Linked DNA regions of Homo sapiens: region 1 is linked to region 2. Evidence: chromatin loops called from intact Hi-C (ENCODE). Cell type or tissue: dorsolateral prefrontal cortex. All regions are shown on one strand.

Region 1 (8,000 bases), 86 kb before region 2:
TTAGGATCTTATGAACACTTTCAAGACATATTTCTATAAAGCATTGTAATACAAGACATGGAAGCTCTTGCACTCAAACTATATCCAAAATAGTATCAGGCCTATTTGCAAGTTCTGAGTTGGTGAAAAAAGTCATAAATAAAGATATGTCTATGACTTTTCTTCCTTACAAGTTAGTATTCTGAAGTTTAACAAATAAGACTGGATAAGTGGTAATCCATTTGGATAATTATACATAGCTTGAATTGTCTTGATTCAAATTCAAATTTGATCATTTTAAAGGGTATCAAAAATATATCAATAATTTTAGACTCTTGGCATAATCTTAGTTGATGTTTTTAATAGACAAATTTTTAAAAAGCACATATTTTGAAATATATTCATACCCACATATATATATCATTATTAATATCACACTGCGTTCTCTACTTTTAAGAATAGGTATAGGCTTAAGGCTAATCAATATCAATAGCAAAATGCATTTCTGGATGTCCCAATACACTCACTCATCTTTTTAATTGTTGAAACTCAGGCCAGTCAAATTAGTCATGTATGAAATAACCTAGCATAATCAAACATACACGGACACATACACACACACAAATGAGTGTACTTAAAAGTGGAGAAATAGGAGTAGGGTTGTGGATTGTATCAATGTCAATTTTCTCATTGGAATATGCTATTCCAGTGGTGCAAGATGCTACCATAGGGAGAAACTGGCCAAGGAGTGTACAGAATTTCTCAGTATTATTTGTTACAGCTTCATGTGAATCTATTATCTCAAAATAAAAAGCTGAAGAAAAAAGGCAAGGAAGAAAACAATATAGTATACTGCCACTTAGTTTTTTAAAAAAAAATACGTATGTATATGTATCTATATAGATATATACACAGAAAGACGCACATGCATTTACAAGTATAAGAGCTATATGTATACTATTTCTGTAAGGATAACTAAGAAATCATTAATACTGATTGGTTCTGAGGAGAACTAAAGAAACTAATGGAATGCGTATTTACTTTTCATAGTATACCTGTCTGTGGCTGTTGAATTTTGAGCTACTGGCATTATTCATTCAAAAAATAATTTTGGGGGATTGAGAACAAAATAGCCATTTCAAACCTAAAACAAAAACAAAACAAAAAAACAGCTCGGCACACAACGAAAGCCTAGTGAATCCATATCAAGAGCCATAATTCTGATACACACATCCACAATGGAGACGAAAATATAGAATCTTAAGTATCTTACGGCTTGAGATGCAATAGGACAGTCTGCAGTTGATCTTCCGGAAGAGCTGCTTGTTAATGGGCCAGAGGAGGAGAGTGAAGAGCTGAATGGTGTTGATGATTAGCCCTGAGGCAATAAAGACGTAGCAGAAGACCAGGTGGCACAGGAACTGAGACTTCAGCAGTCCCGCGAGGTCCATGATGCGTGGACGCTCTTATTCAGAAATAAATAACTACCCACAGTCAAAGATTTCCAGAAGGAAGAAAGATCCAGGACTCAGGAAGGCGTCTAAAACACAAACAAATAGGAAATGTTAGCAAAAACACGATGTGCTTTTAGAGTCAGAAAAAAAGTGCTCTGAAAAGAAAAATATACACTTGAGGTTAAACTCATGTGCGTTAGTTGATTTATCTTTATTTTGCAAACATTGATGTAGTGCTTACTTCCTGTCGAGCATAGTCTAAGCCCTTTAACAATAATCCTTCCTTTAATTCTCCCAATATCCTCTGAGGTTGGTACTTTGATTTCAGATGAGGAAACTGAGTCCTGGAAGGTGGAGCCACTCGGCCAGGGTTCACCGCTCCCCAGCTGGGCAGCAGCTGAGCCAGCCACGGAGCCCTGGGTCCCACTTGAGTGACGGCTGCCCACAGGACAGGCCGCAAATCCGGCCTCCCCTCCTGCTGCCATCGCGGCCTGAGCCCCATTCTCTCACCCCTAGCCCCACGCCATCTCCCTCCTCTCATTCTCCTCCTCCAGATCCCTGCTCACCCCTCGCTTCCAGCAGGACTGCCCTAAAGTCAAGCCTGCCCTGGACAAGGACGAGGACATACCCAGAGTGGGTGCCACCCCTCAAGCAACCGGGACTAGGGAAGCATTTACTTGAAAACCACCACTGTTTCTCCAGCACATGAGAGCCATCACTGGCACAGGGTGGGAACTTAATTTTAAAAAATATTTGTAGAATGATTTAGTGAAGGTACACGAGGGCTCAACTTTGAGGCTATCAGTAAATACAAATAACTAGGAAGGTAAGAAAACTACCCCCACCACACCCTGGTCACACACACAGAGACACATAGACACACACACAAACACCACACACACACACACACACACACACACACACACACAGATACACACATCCTTAAGTGTTCTCAAATCAGAAAGAAACTCAACACATACATACAGTTAGACTCACAGTCCTGTAATCAGTCTCCAGCTCAAAACAGAATAATGAAATGACTTTACAGTTTGGGAAATAAAAGCTTTCCTTTGAGGAAAATGGCAGGAGTTTCAAATACTCTGATGAAAAGGAAAGCTGTGAGCAGCGGACTCGCTTTTCCTGGAAGCAGAAGAGCCTGGCAGACTACCCCAGGAAGACGTCTAATGTTACGACAAACTTTCTAACAATAATAGTTGAGAGGCCCTAAAATTGTTACAATCTTTTTTAATAATGAACAATCTGTATACAGATGGTCCTCGACTTATGATTCCACTGAAAATTTCCAGCTTTACGATGGTGTAAAAGCAATATCCATTCAGAGAAATTTTAATTCGAGGCCATACAACTCTTCTGTTTTTCACTTTCAGTACAGTATTCAATAAATTACAAGGCCTATTCAGCACTTTGTTATAAAATAGGCCTTGTGTAAGATGATTTGGCCTAACTGTAGGCTAACGTAAATGTGCTGAACATGTTTAAGGCAGGCGAGGCTAAACGATGATGTTTGGTAGGTGAGGTGCATGCAATGCCTTTTTGACCTACAGTATTTTCAATTCGCAATGGGTTTATCGGGATGTAATCCCATCATAAATTGAGGGGCATCTGTAAGAGTTTCACACATGTGATCTCATTTTAAGGCTCCTATGAATCCCACAAGACGAGTATTCTTATCATCCCACTTTTCAGAATAAGAAACTGAGGCAATGGTGAGGTTGGGCAACTTGCCTAAGCTTGCCACAATCGGTAACTGATCTTGGGGCTCAGTTTTAACTCCGAGCTCTTTCTCCTGCACGTGTCAGGGGTGTTCTGCTCCTGAGATGTGAGGCGGGAGGTCTCTTGGGCTCACAACTCCCTTTGGCAGAGCAGCCCAGAAATTCCCCCAAGGGCAGAAGACAGCACAGCTTTGAGTGCAGTCACTCCTGGGTCATGCAGGTTGGCTCTGAGGATGGTTTCGGGCATATGGAGAGTCACAGGGAGGCATGTTTGCACTTACTGGGACTATCCAGAAGGCAGGCTGCATTCCTGCAAGATTCCTATACATTTCTGATAGGAGGGAAATGGGAAGAAGCTTTCGGCCTGATTTCTCTGAAATCATCTTAGCTCCACTGAGACATCCCATTCTCTAGGCCCCAGAAGCTCCACTCTCTGGCACAAATCCAGGCCCTGCAGGGTCTGAATCATCACATCTCTGGCCTTTCGCAGACGGCATTTCCACAGATATTTCCAGGCTGGAAAACTCCTTACTGAGTTTCAACACTCCCAGGCTCCCACTGAGGAATAGGCGTTAAGCTGGCAGCCCCCGCTCAGTGCACTTGACTTTGGGAGCCACATAAATAGGAGGGGTTTACATGGGTTTGCAGCTTGGCAGCAGTAACAGTTTGATGTTGAATATTCATGCAATTTGTTCATTGTCCCCGGATTAGCCACTAATAGCGTCAAGACAATCTGGCCAGGCCAAGCTCGGTTTTTCACTAGGTTTCTGGGGTCTAGAGTTTGTAAATTACTTGACAAATCCTTTGCTTTGCCAATTCTACACTAAGAAAAGGAAGCCAGCTGACATCGGAAATGCAGGGGGTTAAATGCTGCCTTCTTCAGTGTCCAGTTCAATATTAGGGCATTAGGAAGAAAAATTAAGAATTCTTTTTTCCTTATAAAATTTCAAGGTAAATTGAAATTTTACCGTGCGTAAAACCCTCACTAGCAATGCATGAACCAGGGTCTCAGATAGCATTGGTGAAGTGTAAAGAGGAACCCCAAGCAGATGAGCCTAAAGAGAAATCAGACAAGGCTTGGTTTGTTTTGGGTCTTGAGTTTCAGCTCCACTTCTGTCCTCAAGGCCCATTTCCTAGCCTGGTGTGGGGTGGTTGCATGTGGGCTTGAGAGTTCAACTGCCCAAGTTTGCAGCTCTGCCCTGTCTCTTATTAGTTGTGTATTGGTACCCTATTTTGGGCACATTAACTATTCTGCACCTCAGTTTTTCTATCAGTAAAAAGGGACAACAGATTCTAATCAAAATCCCAGGGAGGCTATTGCTTTTTAATTTCGTGAAACTTAGGCGGATTCTCAAATTTATATGCAAACGCCAAAATAAGAATAGTCAAGGCATCCTCTGAAGAAGAAGGTGAGAAGTGCTCGAGTTGTTAAATAATTTAACTGACTTTAGAATGAGGGCTGATGATTAAAAGAAACGTGGCTGAATTATGTAGGGGTGTGTCTGGAGGACAAATGTGTGACATACGTCTTAAGTTCATTCCAGATAGACGTTTTGGGGACCCATCTGGATTAGTCCATTCTCGCACTGCTATAAAGAAATACCTGAGACTGGACAATTTATAAAGAAAAGAGGTTTAATTGGCTCATGGTTCTGCAGGCTGTACAGAAAGCACAGTGGCTTCTGATTCTGGGGAGGCCTCAGGAAGCTTTTACTCATGGCGGAAGGCAAAGGGGGAGCGGGCATCTTACAAGGCAGGAGGAAGAGCGAGAGAGAGAGAAGGGGGAGGTGCCACACACTTTTAAACAACCAAATCTCAAGAGAACTCACTCATTATACGGTACCAAGGGGGTACAGTGCTAAACCATTCATGAGAACTCCGCCCCCGTGATCCAATCAGCTCCCACCAGGTCCCACCTCCAGTGCTGGGGATTACAAATTCAACGTGAGACTTGGGCAGGGACACAGATACAAACCATATCAGCTTCTTTCCCATCTTGAATAAAACAGCACTTTCTCTTCTAACGTGGCAATTAGCCAATTTCATGTCATGCCGAGGAAAGATGGTATAAATATCTGGCCAGCGATGAAAATAGCTGGAGAGAAACATTTTAAAAATACTTTGCCTAGTTCCCTTTTAGCTTTGCAAGTACCTAGAATGTGACGGAAAGAGTCTTTCCAGCAAATCCACTTCAGTGGCTTATTACATGAGGCAAGAATATGACAAAGAACTTATGCTGTTTCTGAGCATATCAGAGCGCTACTTACAGAGTTTCTAAATCAACAGAGAACTAGGAAGCTGCTGCTATGCCATATTTCTGCGAAAAAAAAAAAGATGTTTCTTACTATCAAGGCCAAAAATGATGAACTCGTGTGCTTGACAAAGTAAAGATGATGTATTGCCTTTTTCTGGGTTTTGGTACTCATGAAATGAAACAGCAGGTGTTTTCCCATCAGTGAGCTCAGAAGCAGCGTTTAACCTTTACTTTTTCCTGAAATTCACCCCATGACCTTGAGACACCCTAGGGATGGGAGTGCAGGAGGCCAAATTCTACTGGGAATTCTCTTTCAACAGGTTCACACAAAGAAATCTGGCCACAGAGGCTGGCACGGTTACCTCTGGGGGCAGACAAGTGACCCGATGAGGGCTTAAAGCAGTAAAAGGAAAGGGGAGGCCGGGAGCAGTGGCTCACACCTGTAATCCTAGCACTTTGGGAGGCCCAGGTAGGTGGATCACTTGAGGTCAGGAGTTCGAAACCAGCCTGGTGAAACCCCATCTCCACTAAAAATACAAAAAAAAAAAAATAGCTGGATGTGGTGGTGGGTGTCTGTAATCCCAGCTACTCGGGAGGCTGAGGCAGGCGAATCACTTAAACCTGGGAGGCAGAGGTTGCAGTGAGCCGAGATTGTGCCACTGCACTCCAGCCTGGGCGACAGAGTGAGACTCCATCTCAAACAAAATAAATAAATAAAAGGCAGGGGGAGGCTTCTCTCCAGATAATGAGTCCCAGACAAACCACAACCTAGTGAACTAAGGCAACATGCAAAAGGGATCGCGGAAACACAAAGACATTTTTAAATCATACAGAATAGGAAAAATGCCAGGAAACCATATCCGGATACATTATTGGAATTTTCCAGAAGGCCGCATCTGACCCATGAGCTCAATATGCATCACCTGAAAATGACTGCACCAGCGTTTAAAACATAGACAAAAAGCAGTTGTCACTAGGAATCACAACAGGTTCAAGGAGACATAATCTAATCCAAATTACCTTTATTTCCCAGGCCACTGGTAGATTAGTAGATATTGAATTTAGCCAATCATTTGGCAAAGTCTCTGGCAGTCCTCAAGGGCACATACTGAAAAAGTGTTGGCTATGAGTCTGTGTGAAAGGAATTCATGGCTATTTGAGAAAGTAGGTAACCATCATTAACATTAGCAAGGTTTCTTACTGAATACCAGAAGAAGTCTCCTTCAGCACCACTTGGATGTAAAAACTGAGTCATTCGTATAAGGATGGGAGAGACAAAGGGGGTTAAATACATAGGGGATGTTGACTATAAGCCAACAGTGTACCAAAGGGGTTAAGTCAGCCAGTATAGACCTTTAGAGAATATTAGAATACACTGAGTGGGAAAAGTTCACAAAGAAGTATAATTCTTAACTGTAAAATAATAATGTGTGCATATATGTCATTCATACCTAAATCTATTACTATATCTATAACTATCTATTATTAGTGGCTAAATGTTGGCAGAAGGATTATGGCTGATCTCCTTTTCTTCTCTGTGTTTTATCATCCTTTTTTACGACGAGAATGAAATCCACCCCATTCTGAGCACAGAACTGGACAGACTCCATTTCCCAGCCCCCGTGAAGGTTAGGTGTGGGCAGATGATGGGCATATGCCACAAAAGTGAGATGCCTGCAAGTCTCTGAGGGAGAAAGTTTACACTGCTTGCTAACTTGAGGAGGGACCACAGGGTTGGCATGCTCTATTAAAGTCAGCAGAAAGGTGATCAACCAAAGCACCAGACAAGAGAAATTCTGAAATGTGCAGGCAACGCGAGACCACCTGGAAGCCAAGCACTGCTGTGTGTTGGGGGGCTGGGGGTGGGGGGGTAATGGGGGGGTTGGGGGGCGGGAGGCAGAATGCAGCATAGTTGTTGGAGCTTCCGCTGTGGAGAGGGCACTGAGAGTCAGGCAGTCTGGCTACAAATCCAGGCCTGGCCACTTTACAGCTATGGAAGTTGATTAACTTACTTGGCCCTCACTTTCCTCGTGTGTAAAATCAGAGCAATAACTTCAGCATGAGGTGGCTGCAAGGAGCAAGTATAGTAAAGCATTGGAAACACTTGCCAGGATGCCTGGAACGGGGAAAACCCCAAGTAATGGGGGATTTTTCTATCATTTGCAAGAAGGCAAAGAAGGAGCAGCTAAGACAGATGACTTCGTCTCTCCTGGGAAAGCCAATGAGATGGTCGTCAACTCAGTTTTCCTTCTCTACCTATCTAGATCAAGACATTGTCTTTAATTTACCTGTAATGTGTTAAAGCATCCTCCCCCATATGTTTTCATTCTAACCTATACTTTTCTGCTAGTGACTCAGAAATGGGAAATAATGCAGTCACAAGCACTCACGTGTACTTTACCTTCCTTAACTATGTAATCTTCCCAAAGCGTGGGATGGAGATGAGGTGATAGGGTTTGGCTGTGTCTCCACCCAAATCTTACCTTGAATTGTAGTTCCCATAATCTCCACATGTCGTGGGAGGGAACCAGTGGGAGGTAACTGAATCATGGGAGTGGTTACCCTGATGCTGTTCTTGTG
Region 2 (8,000 bases):
TTTAAGAGTAAAAAAAAAAAATTAAAAATAGAAAAAAGCTGATTGATAGAATAAGGACCTAAAGCAAGAAAATTTGTTACAGCTGTACAATGTGTTTGTCTTATAAGCTTTGTTATTACAAATGAGTCCAAAGGTTTTTTAAAAATGAAAAAGTTTTTAAAGTAAAAAAGTTACAGTAAGATAAGATCAATTTATTACTGAAGAAAGAAATTTTTTAAATGAATTTAGTCTAGCCTAAGTGAACGGTGTTGAGCGGAAAGTCATATCCTCGGCCTTCACACTCACTCTCCACTCACTCACTGACTCACCCAGAGCAACTGCCAGTCCCACAGGCTCCAGTCAGAGTAAATGCCCTACACAGGTGTACCAATTTTTTTCTTTTATACTGTATACTGGATTTTGCTGTACCTTTTTTTTTTTTGAGATGGAGTTTTGCTCTTGTCACCCAGCTTGGAGTGCAGTGGTATGATCTTGGCTTACTGCAACCACCTCCTGGGTTCAAGCAATTCTCCTGCCTCGGCCTCCTTAGTAGCTGGGATTACAGGTGCCCGTCACCACACCCAGCTAGTTTTTGTATTTTTAGTAGAGACGGAGTTTTGCCGTGTTGGCCAGGCTGGTCTCGAACTCCTGACCTCAGGTGATCCACTCACCTTGGCCTCCCAATGTGTTGGGATTATGGGCATGAGCCACCGCTCCTAGCCCTTGCTGCACCTTTTCTATGTTTAGATGCACAAAAACCGTTGTGTTACAATTATCTACAGTATTCAGTAAAGTCCCATGCTGTACAGGTTGGTAGCCTGAGAGAAACAGGTGCCTCATGGGCTATACCATCTAGGTTTGTGTAAGTGTACTCTAACATGTTTACACAACAAAGTTGCCTAAGAATGCATTTTTTTTTTTTTAATTTGAGACGGAGTCTTGCTGTGTTGCCCAGGCTGGAGTGCAGTGGCGTGATCTTGGCTCACTGCAACCTCCCTCTTCTGGGTTCAAGCGATTCTCCTGCCTCAGCCTCCCCAGTAGCTGGGATTATAGGAGTGCACCACCATGTCTGGCTAATTTTTGTATTTTTAGTAGAGACGGAGTTTCCATGTTGGCCAGGCTGGTCTCGAACTTCTGACCTCAGGTGATCTGCCCTCCTCAGCCTCCCAAAGTGCTGGGATTACAGGTGTGAGCCACCGTAACAATGGATTTCTCAAAACACCTGGCCCTAACAATGGATTTCTCAAAACATATCCTCATTGTTAAGAGAGGCATGACTGTATGTACACAGTATATACACATTATATATATGTGTGTGTGTGCTTATGTGTATATATACATATGTGTATGTGTATATGTACATATAGTGGCAATGATCGTGCTGTCAGGTTCTACAAAATCCTCTTTGTACCCAAACACTGCTGATCCAACAAACGTGACCACAGTGGAATCTGTATGTGTACATATACACACACATATGTATATACTTTTTGCCAAACTGTTTGATGTCGTAGACATCATGATACTTCACCCCTAAATATATATCTCTCAAGAATAATGACATTCTCCTACTCAATTACAATATAATTATACTCTTTGGGAATTATACATTGCCACAATAGTAGGATCTAACACAATGTCTTCTAGAGCTCGTTTTTTTTCCAGAGATGATGTAATCTTTACCTTTGATTCTGCTCTTTTGCCCCTCTCTGCTTAACCTGCTCCACTCAGGATCTAGCAAGAGATGTCACACATAAGGCCCCAAATAACTTAGGGAGTTGAATGAATGAAAGAATGGATGCATAAATGTGAAAATCCTTTCTGATGTGTCTTCAGGACGTGGAAAGGTGCATGACCCCATGTGGGAATTCAGTGACCTTCAAGCCCTTCTCATTGGTCTAGACAGAAACCTTACACCTGGCAGGATATGCATTTTGCAGCTGAGGCTCTTTGTGAGCAGTTTGGTGATATTTAAGTTCCTGGTGATTAGGGAAACCGTCAGGAGCTTGGCAAACCTATTCAAAATACAACATATTAAAATTCCTGTTAATCATAGATCTTAAAAGCACTGGGCTACAACACTTGGTTAAAGTACCAAAAATGCAAACCAGTTATTATGAAAACAAAGCCGGGGAAGTAGGTGGCACTGCATTGTAGGAGTCTACATTCAGCAACAAAAGAGGGCACAGGCTCTACTGTGGTCACATTCATTGCATCAGCAGTGTTCGGTACAAAGAGGCTTTTGTGAAACCTGACGGCACGATCATTGCACAGGCACACCATTGAACGAAGGCAGACTTTCCCCTTCTATGAAAGGATAATTTTCTTCTCATATTTGACACCGATTAGCTCTAGCAGAGAATTCTATTTAAAGCAATCCCTTGAAATTAGACCATGTATGCCAAGGGCAGGGCTGTGTATTCAGCCCTGTCTTCCTAGCAACTTTAGCGATGTATCCTAAGTATGGGAGGAGGGCACTGAAAAAGTGAGGCATGAAAGAGATATATCTAATAATCATGACTACTTACTATCACAACTTAGAAGAAATAGCTGGATTTCAATCTCTTTTCCCAATCCGACGGTTTATTATTTTCCTTTTTTCTTCCAAAATTTCATACGCATCCCAAGTTTTAGCATAATGATATCAGCAGCAAGTTGTTAAATAAGTTCTGTGGGCTCATCAAAGCAATTATCTTAAAGTGTTCTATGAAACAGCATTGGTTCAGTGCTGATTGCGTTATAAACTTTGAAATGAAGAGCACTGCACTTTAGAAACTCCAGGTTATGAAGAATTTTCTGTTTTTCATTTTGGCCTCCTTCTCTACTAACCAATGTGTTTGAAAACCTGTAATGTGACTCTTCAGGTTAGAGGGTGAGTTTTTTAACCCTTCCCCAGCTCTCAACACTATCCCTCTCCATCTCCAGCCTTTGAGTTCTGTCTAGCACTCACCATAGGATATGTCCTGATGAAAGCCTCATTGTTCCACATCTGAGAAGATCAGTTGCTGTGCACAGCTGCATGGGAACTGGATCCAGTCCCCATCTGGATCTAGGAACAAATCGGTCCCTAGCAGCTTGACAACTGCTCATTGTCTAGTCAAGGGGGTTGCTTTCTTTTCCTGGAAAACGTCTTCCAGGGTACATTTGATATGAAGTTTTCACTGCTCATAAAGTTAGGGGGAAGGAGACTGGAAGCTCAGGGCAGAGGTACCACAGTTATCAAGTTCTATTTGTTTTGCAAACTCTAGGTTTTCTTTATTATGTGTTTCCTTTGTCCACATGAATCTTGTGGACATTTCTTGGTCTAAATTAATGGTATTTTCTCCTGAACAGTGGTTCTTCAAATATTACCCAAAATGAAGGAGGGAAGGATCATTTTTAAAAATCCCAAGTAGTTCTATTTTATTTGTACAAGTGAATAATTTCCTACAGGATAAAATAAAAGACATTGATAATAAGAATACTAGTAACTATTGTTTAAGAAGCATGGTTACTATTACAATAGTGGAATTTAAGGACATGTTTTGGTTATTTTATAAATTGCATTATTCTATCCTGTATCTTTTAAATTGAGTAATAGATTTCTTAAAAGAAGCTTATAAGATATTAGTTAGAACAATCAGCATATTTGATAAATAAAATGACAACCAGTAAAACTGCCACCTCCCTGGATGAAAAAAGCATTGTATTATTCCCACTGTGAAGGGAGGATAGTGACATCAGATAAGAGTTAGGAAAGTGAAATTGTTGGCAAAATCAGCCGGTGTCTTTATGAAACATTGTCTTCATGAAACATTGTCTTGGATGACATTTCACCTAGTCACCAATGTCTTCCAGTGACGCCACCTGTTTGCTTTCACACACCTGTGGGAAGACAGAATGTTTGATTCTGGCATATTTTTTACAGTTTGAATTAAAACCAACTGACTGAACTTGGTGGATTGAGTGAGAAAATAATCCTTGTAGGATAGTCTTCTCCACCTGGTGGTGATGCACTCACTTTGAGGCTAATGATGCAGGTGAAAAAAAAAATCTTTGCTTTGACAACTCCTGTCCCTAAAGAAAGTACTGTGCAGAGAAGCAGTTAAGATCCTAAACCCTGGACTCCAACAAAGTAAGGTTAGACTACTTTCTAGCTGGGCAAACTTTAGTAAGTTAACTTCTTCAAGAATCTATTTCTGCCGGGCACGGTGGCTCACGCCTGCAATCCCAGCACTTTGGGAGGCCGAGGCGGGCGGATCACTAGGTCAGGAGATGGAGACCATCCTGGCTAACACGGTGAAACCCTGTCTCTACTAAAACTACAAAAAATTAGCCTGGCATGGTGGCAGGCGCCTGTGGTCCCAGCTCCTCAGGAGGCTGAGGCAGGAGAATGGCGTGAACCCAGGAGGCAGAGCTTGCAGTGAGCCAAGATCATGCCACTGCACTCCAGCCTGGGCAACAGAGCAAGACTCCGTCTCAAAAAAAAAGAAAAAAAAGAATCTATGTCTTCGTATGCTAGATGAAGTCAACTCTTTCAGAGGGCTGAAAGAGAAAAGCGAAATTAGATCATATGTATGAAATTCTTACATGGTGCCTGGCACATAAGTGCTTAATAAACAATTGCAATTAGTATTATTAACTCTAATCAGATATTGTTGTTTTAAACAAGGGAGTCACTCAAAAAGGTACATGCAGACTTCTCTGTAAGAAAAAAATATATATATATATGTTTACACACACATACACATACACACACACACAAATATATAAGGCTAGGTCTTAATGCCTCTTTCCTCAAATCAAAGCAAAAATCTGTTTCCTTGTCCAGTTACTTCTATTTAGTTTGGGAATTAGGCCTTCCAGTCCATGCATTTAATTCTATTCCTGGCCTGCTTAAATTAGAATGAGCCTCAAAGATAGAAGACCAAGACATACAGGTGCTTGTATACCTATATACAACAAGGTATATAGGTATTTATTTTCATATTCAGAAAAAAATCTAGTTTTTACCCATACATTCATTCAAGACACATTTATTAAACACCAAATTGGTAGCAAGAATGAACATATTAGTAATAATTTTTCTCTCAGAAAAATATATCCTATTTTCTATATTTATTTTCTATAGATTCTCTTTTAATGTTTGTTTGCATCTTGCAAATTTCCATGTTACTTTCTGGCTTAACTACCTCAGGCTGGGCACGGGAGATGATTCTATGGAGAGTTAAAACTTTTTCTTTTTCTTTTTCTTTTTCTTTTTTTTGATATGGAGGCTTGCTCCGTTGCCCAGGCTGGAGTGCAGTGGCGCGATCTCAGCTCACCGCAACCTCCGCCTCCTGGGTTCAAGTGATTCTCCTGCTTCAGCCTCCTGAGTAGCTGGGATTACAGGTGCCCACCACCACACCCAGCTAAGTTTTGTAGTTTTAGTAGAGATGGGGTTTCACTATGTTAGCCAGGCTGGTCTTGAACTCCTGATCTCAGGTGATCCACCCGCCTCGGCCTCCCAAAGTGCTGGGATTACAGGCATGAGCCACTGCGCCTGGCAAAAACTTTCTTAAATATATGTATAATATATAAAAACCAAGGATAAAAGTGATGCTTAAAAATAAACTCATTTGAGTTATAGGAGTAGAAACGGAGTGCCCCAAATGCCCCTGGTAAAATGGATGCACCCAGGCACAGTGGCTCACGTCTGTAATCTCAGCACATTGGGAGGCCAAGGCGGGTGAATCACTTGAGCCCAGAGGTTTGAGACCAGCCTGGGCAACATGGTGAAAACCCCATCTCTACAAAACATTTTAACAAAATTAGCCAGGTGTGTTGATGCACATTTGTCCCAGCTACTCAGGAGGCTGTGGTGGGAGGATCACTTGAGCCCAGGAGGTCAAGGGTGCAGTAAGCCATGATGGTGCCACTGCACTCCAGCCTGAGTGACAGAGTGAGACCCTGTCTCAGAAAAATGAAAATAGAAGTAAATAAATAAAACAAAATTTAAAAGTCTACCTCATATTTGAAAACAAAGTCTGTATCACTGTACTAATTTTATGTGAAGTCAAAATTACAGAATACCCAATGCTTGTGAACATTTTAAAAAGGTTTCTAGAGGGACAAAAATGCTAGCACTCATTCTATTTGTGAGCAATCATCTTTTTTGAAGTGGAAAATCTAGAATGTTTCTCATCTAACCTAGAGACTCTGAAATGCCCACTAATGGAGAGCCAGTCTGGTGGTGTATAACCTTCATGTCTGACCTGGGATTCTGTGGATCATGTGTCTCATCCACTGTATTTCAGTGGTTTTGTTTTGTTCGTTTGTTTTTGTAGAGCCAGGGTTTCACCATGTTGCATAGGCTGGTCTTGACTTCCTGGGCTCACCCACCTCAGCCTCCCAAAGTTCTGGGATTACAGGGGTGAGCCACCATGCCTGGCCAGAATGGCTATTATTAGAAAGATAAAAAATAACAGATGCTCGGGAGGATGCAGAGAAAAGGGAACTCTTATACACTGTTGGAGAGGATGTAAATTAGTACATCTTCTATGGAAAACAGTATGGATATTTCTCGAAAAACTAGAAGTAGAACTACCATATGATCCAGCAATCTCTCTACTGAATATTTATCCAAAGGAAAATAAATCAGTATTTCAAAGGAATACCTGTACTCACATATTTATTGCAGCACTATTCACAATAGCCCAGATACAGAATCCATCTAAGTGTCCATCAGTGAATGAATGGACAAAGAAAATGTGGTACTGATACACAATGGAATATTACTCAGCCATAAAAAAGAATGAAATTCTGTCATTTGCAGCAACATGGTTGGAACTGGAGATTATTATGTTAAGGTAAACACAGAAGGACAAATATCACATGTTTTCACACATATATGGGAGCTAAAAATGTTGATGTCATAAAGGTAGAGAATAGAATGATGGTTCCCAGAGGCTAGGAAAAATGTGTGTTGGGGAGGGGGCACGAAGAGAGATTCATTAACAGGTACAAACATGCAATTAGATAAAGGGAATAAGTTCTAATGTTCCATTGCAGAGTAGGGTGACTATAGTTAACAAAAATGTATCGCATATTTCAAAGTATATATTCCAAATAACTAGAAGAGAGGACTTTACATGATCCTAACACAAAGTGATGAGAAATTGTTGAGGTGATGAACACCACAAACACCTTGACTTGATTATTATACAGTCTCTGCATGTAATAAAATATCACTTCTACCCCATAAATATGTATAAATATGTGTATCAATAAAAAATTTTAAAAACAACAAAAAAGCACGAATGGTAAAATTCCACCCGACTAATCATCTCTTGATCACCAACCCAAAACATCTAGTAGGCAAGTTCTGGCTTATGTCCAAAGAAAAGCCATTGCTTACTTCAGCAAATTGAGGTTTTTAGCTCAACATCCAAAATGGAATGGAAGACACAGCTAGTTAAGAAGTGGTACTGGCGGCCAGGTGCGATGGCTCAGGACTGTTATCCCAGCACTTTGGGAGGCCTAGGTGGGTGGATCACGAGGTCAGGAGATTGAGACCATCCTGGCTAACACAGTGAAACCCCGTCTCTACTAAAAAAGTACCAAAAAATTAGCTGGGCAAGGTGGCGGGCGCCTGTAGTCTCAGCTACTTGGGAGGCTGAGGCAGGAGAATGGCGTGAACCTGGGAGGCGGAGTTTGCAGTGAGCCAAGATCACGCCACTGCGCTCCAGCCTGGGCGACAGAGCGAGACCCCATCTCAAAAAAAAAAAAGAAAAAAAAAAAAAAAGAAGTGGTATTAGCCAGGCGCGGTAGCTCACACCTATAATCCCTGCACTTTGGGAGGCCAAGGCAGGCAGATCACCTGAGGTCGGGAGTTGAAGACCAGCTTGACCAACATGGAGAAACCCCCTCTCTACTAAAAATACAAAGTCAGCCGGGCATGGTGGCGCATGCCTGTAATCCCAGCTACTTGGGAGGCTGAGGCAGGAGAATCACTTGAACCTGGGACGTGGAGGTTGCAGTGAGCTGAGATTGCACCACTGCAC

What was found. Hi-C counts contacts between places; a loop is a spot of excess contacts. Peaks named below come from ENCODE experiments on the same cell type or tissue, not always from the same donor. Only the 100,000 strongest peaks of a DNase experiment are listed, where the experiment ranks them.
Region 1: a loop joins it to region 2, with 7 times the contacts of the local background. A loop is called at or near these places in 3 of 110 quality-filtered maps.

The regions. Positions count from the first base shown.
Region 1 is chr6:161,230,784-161,238,783 of GRCh38, forward strand. AGPAT4 (1-acylglycerol-3-phosphate O-acyltransferase 4) reads right to left here. Exons shown (of 9, transcript NM_020133.3): 2 at 1,253-1,519. The coding sequence starts at 1,430. Among named protein-coding and RNA genes, the nearest start is that of AGPAT4, 39 kb to the right of the region's middle. In dorsolateral prefrontal cortex, no CTCF peak of the experiment used is centred here; a DNase peak (open chromatin) is centred at 3,628; H3K27ac peaks cover 4,827 bases.
Region 2 is chr6:161,316,445-161,324,444 of GRCh38, forward strand. No RefSeq gene overlaps it. Among named protein-coding and RNA genes, the nearest start is that of AGPAT4, 46 kb to the left of the region's middle. In dorsolateral prefrontal cortex, CTCF peaks have their summits at 3,068 and 3,279; DNase peaks (open chromatin) are centred at 2,207 and 3,007; H3K4me3 peaks cover 1,639 bases; H3K27ac peaks cover 3,197 bases.